Linked DNA regions of Homo sapiens: region 2 is linked to region 1. The links are chromatin loops, found by intact Hi-C in ENCODE. Cell type or tissue: endothelial cell of umbilical vein. All regions are shown on one strand.

Region 1 (2,500 bases):
TCTATTTTTGTCATAAAAATTCTATGTATTTAAGATATACAATATGTTTTGATATACATATACTTGGTGAAATTATTACCACAATTAAGCAAACTAATATAGCCATATCCTTCTACAATTTTTCATTGTTGTGAGAGCACCTGAAATCATCTCTTAGAAAATTCCTGGTATATAATACAGTATTATTGACTATAGTCATTATGCTGTACATTAGGTCTCTAGTGCACCACAGAACTTTGCTTGCACTACTCTTACAGGGTGGATGCTATTGCATTAGAGTTCATCGTGTATGGGTCTGTCTCCCTTGTTATACTGCAAGTTCCCTTGGGCAAGCCATATATATCACACTCCTATGCATGTGCTCAACACCTGCCCAGATGCCTGGCACAGTCAACGGTAGAAGGCCTGCAATGCAGACTTTGGACTTAAATTCAGGCAGACTTTGACCTGCATCCTCACTCCCAACCTCTGCTGGGGCATTTCTTTCTTTAACTGGGGCTCATGAGTACAGTGTCTGGAAATAAACAGAAGCAAGACTTATGAATAAGAAGTCCAGGTAGATCTCTTAGTCTTTTTTGTATCATGGGTCATGCTCACACCACATTGTAGCTGCTCTGGAATTGTCAAGATTTCACATTTGAACATGAACTGGGGTCCTTGAAGTAGGGATGCCATATTTAACAAAGAAAACACAGGATGCTCAGTTAAACTTGAGTTTCAGATAAATATCAAATAATGTTGTAGTAGAAGTATGATGTCTCAAGTATTGCATTTGTATACTTACATTTTATCTGGCAACCCTAACTTCAAAAAGATAATAAGTTGGAGGTAAGAAGAGTCAGATAATGTGTTTCTCAATAATTTTTTATTGTGTAGAACAGTTCTCTTCTCCAGTCCCCAAACAATAAATTCTGGCAGCAACACCTGTCATTGTGACAATGAAAAGATTTGACACACTTTGTTTTACCCACTATGGGGTAGTGTTGTTTCAGTTTGGAAACCATAGGCAATATACTCCCTAAAACCGAAAGTCAGGAAATGCACGTGCCAGGACTCCATAGATAACATAGTCACACAGAGTCAGGCAAAGAGCACATAATGTCCATTTTCTGGTTAGTACCTCATTCAGACCTCCAGAACAAGCTCGTGAGGGCAGTCATAGATATGACTTGCATTTAAGCCTGTACGTTTGACAATTGTAACCCCCTAAGAGAAGAGCTAACAACCACCTCAGATTTCATAACAGCTTGACTTATAACATATTAGGGGATAATAAAAACATACCATATCTGAAACGTTAATTATAAATATGATAATAATTATACCTTCAACTTGTACCGCACTTTAAATTCATTCAAAGCACTTTTCTGTCCATTATCTCATGCGATCATTAGTGTGGTATTTACCAGACATTAGAGAATGGAATGTCTGTTCAAGCCACTGTTATGGCCAATTTGCAACTTCTGATACTATCAATTTGAAACCACAAATGGGAAGAGATGGGTCTCCTTTTTCTCTTTCAGAAATCTGTCAGTTCATCTATCAATTGCGGGCTTTCTCTCAAGTATTTTTATGACTAGTCCTAGATTTTCCATTAATGTCACAAGAATATTCTCTTTCTGAGCAACTTAGGCAATTATGCTAATTTAAGGTAAGAGTTTTAAATAAAATCAAATCAAAAGTAAATTTAAAAATTTGTGATGAACTGTCTTTCTCCCAAGAACTGTCTGGCCTAGGAAGGCAATGTCTGACAAACAGCAAGAGTTCAGTGAGTTCTGAAAGAATGAATCCATGAATGAGTGCAGGAACAAATCAACTTCGAATGACAATCTGCTCTACTTCTAACTGAATTTGCTACAAATCTCACCAGCCTAATGAAGACTGCTACTGAAATGGACACTCATTAATCACAATATCAGTTCCCACTGCACTCCAGTTTGGATGACAGAGTGAGACCTCATCTTTAAAATAAAAATAAAATAAAATCACAACATCGGGTGCTAGAGCCATCTGGAAACCATTTAATGGAACCCCATGCGAATAAATGCATGGTCCAGGGTCATCTGAGACAACGACATTTATGTTTTTAAGCAACCAAGATGCCACAGTCAGAGGCAAGAATCCATTCCCATAATTAAACATGAAGGACTACTCTGAGGAAGTGTATTCTTTTCTTGAAAATAAATTTTTGAATGCAATCAAAATCAATTTCCTTTCCTCTGGTCCTCAGTGAACAAGATACAGAGCCCACTCTTTACATATAAGTTGCCCAAATAAATTACCAGCACTTGATAAATGTTTAGTAGTTCCTTGCTCTCTGAGCAAAATGGGGGATGAAAATCTCACCCTCTGTTGGACAGATGTGGTAATTGTAATTGTTTGGAACTTGTTTGTTTAACTCACCATTTTCCATTAATATTCATTTTTTCCCCAATTGGTCTTAAATTCTTGGTTCCTGTATAGAAAGAAGACAAGTCTGTTTTGGCTCTGCCCAAAACCA
Region 2 (2,500 bases), 250 kb before region 1:
TTTATTTATTATGCAATGAAGAACCAGAAATGACAGTGACATGGAACGAGACTCATGAAGACTGTTAAGGTGAGATGCAAAGTAGATACCGTCCTTCTGACTGGCAGAAAGGATGACAGGATTTTAGATGGAGTGTGGCCACCACAGAGGCATGAATGGTATTCAGTTAGCTGGGCAGCTGCAGTGTTACCTGTTTGGGGATGTTCAGGATAAAAGAGTGCCACTGAGTTATAGGCAATTAGGAGATGACACTTATGATCAAGAACAAAGGGAGATGGAAAGAATAGGGCTAGGTTGTACAGAGCATGACCTGAGGGTTAATCTCATTTCATGACTTGTGTCCAGCACACTTGAAGGGCTTGGAAAACACATGCGTAAGGCGTCACAGGGCAGGAGAAGGATGTTAACCAACCAAGTGGGTCTGCATTAGTATCGTGACTCCAAAGTCATTGAGAGAGGATGGGAGAGTATGAGGAAGCATAATTTGAAAGAGGAGGAGGAAAATAAAAAGCAGCCAACTTAAGCATGATATTAAAAGAAAAGCTCTCAACACTCCAAATGCATTCATTGAATTAGAAAACAACAATCATTGAAGAAAAGTACTATGAACATAGTGGTTTGAATCATTTCCAATGGAGCCAACAGGCTTGTAATCTGTTCGGTGAATCTTTGTTCTAGGAGCAGCTGGAAAAGATGTCTAGGCATAGGTGTTTTTAAATGTACTAAATTTCAAAGGGATGCCACATATGTTTTACTAATTATATAAAATATCCCTAGCTAGATACTTAGTTGTGTGTGTGTGTGAGAGAGAGAGAGCGTGTGTGTGTGTGTGTATGTGTTTGTGTGCGTGCATAATTGACAAATGGCAAGTTAAGGGCTTCATATGCACATAGACAGTTAAGGCCACTTAAAAATTTATGTGCATGTTTCTATTGGTTCTTCTAAGCCTCTAGACTAGGATAGTGATTATCTGCTCTGGCAGTCTTGATTTGTTATTCTCACACAAAATAAATAAAGCATGATGCACATTCTAGGCTGCCTCTGATTAGGGGTTGTTAGCAACATTTCCCCCCCATTTTGTTAAAAATCCCCCCAACATTGGCAGTGAGAGTACATTTCCTTCCCATCTCTATCCTGTGTGTCCACGAGAGACAACAGCGAGCCATCTGAGAGAGGTCCATATGCCCTCAGCTCCCCACAAGGCCAACTTCTGCTCCTTGCTGGAAGCCCGGAGGTGCCACCAGCTCTCACCCATTTCACATCTTCTCACTAATCCCCCGTGCAAAGACCACCAACCTCTGAGGAGGACTGGAAGTGACTCCTTTCAGGGCCCCTCAATGCTTCTCCTTAAATTGGCCAGAAGGGGTCACTGCTGTTGAATGACACAGGTCTCCATCCCTCCCAGGGTTGAGGCTGCAGTTCGGGATCGCTCCTAGCCCCTGCTCATGGAGTGAGAAGCAGAATCCAAGGATTAAACCCTAGCCCTCGCCAGACACACACATCGCTGCCGCAGCAGCTACACAGACCACAGCTGTGGTCATAGTGGCACATGCCTTTGGACCAGACAGTGGATGCCTGCAGGTAGCATCTCTAGTTAACCAGTAGAATAGTGTTGATAACTCAGTAGACAGGGTTAAAAGATATGGTCACCACAAGTCATCCAACGCTTATCATTTAATGTCCATTCAACTCCAGGACACATATGAATTTGTACATTTTCCTAATCTGGTTGTTCTTTCTGCCTCTCTGTAACATCTGACAATTTTACTTTATTAAAACATCTTTAACTGCATAGTGTGGAGATAGTGATGGAATCCAACTCTCATTTCCTAACGGTGCCTTGCTCTTAATCACACAAAATGCAAAGGGTCTCTACTTGTTACAAACCCTCTGGATACAGGTAACCTCCAGTAAAATACAGTTGTTGATTTGGAAGACAGGAGCATAACAGAGTACAGAAGCTATATCCTCTTTCAAATGAAATTGAAATGATTCTGACTAGACCATATGTGTCAAAACATATGACATGTAAGCTGCTACTCTCAACTTCTACAACCATGTCAGACATCACTAATGGATGGCCCACCAAACCCAGACTAGACCTTAGAATCCTCCTCAATACCATACTCTGAGGGCTGGCAGGAGAGAGAAAATGTCCTTGCCATCCCTAGATTAGACAGTGAGCTCTTCAATGACAGGGCTTTGTTGTTGTTGTTTTTCACCTTGGTATTGCTAGTACCTGGCACAGTGTGGGCACATAGTAGGAGCTCAGAAAACATCTGTTGAACTGATTGGGATTCTTGCAGCTACAGTGCCTTTAAGTAGCTATATCACCGTTTCAGAATCCTCTGAGATGCACTTTTTCTTATTTGCTAGAGGAAACTAACGAATGTTACTGCCTTTAACTCCAGGATTGGATAAAGAAATGGGCTCCTGTGTACACTTTTTCAGTTGATTTATCTAAATCAGGCCATTTTCTCTATTCAAAATTTCACCAGAA

What was found. Hi-C counts contacts between places; a loop is a spot of excess contacts. Peaks named below come from ENCODE experiments on the same cell type or tissue, not always from the same donor. Only the 100,000 strongest peaks of a DNase experiment are listed, where the experiment ranks them.
Region 2: it touches region 1 in a loop (8-fold over the local background); 8 of 110 quality-filtered maps call a loop at or near these places.

What each region holds. Positions count from the first base shown.
Region 1 is chr4:16,750,004-16,752,503 of GRCh38, forward strand. The region is part of intron 2 of LDB2 (LIM domain binding 2); the gene reads right to left. Among named protein-coding and RNA genes, the nearest start is that of LDB2, 150 kb to the right of the region's middle. In endothelial cell of umbilical vein, no CTCF peak of the experiment used is centred here; a DNase peak (open chromatin) is centred at 1,018.
Region 2 is chr4:16,504,544-16,507,043 of GRCh38, forward strand. All of the region lies in intron 7 of LDB2 (LIM domain binding 2), which reads right to left. All of the region lies in intron 2 of LOC105374505 (a long non-coding RNA gene), which reads left to right. Among named protein-coding and RNA genes, the nearest start is that of TAPT1-AS1, 280 kb to the left of the region's middle. In endothelial cell of umbilical vein, a CTCF peak has its summit at 1,340 (motif pointing right); no DNase peak of the experiment used is centred here.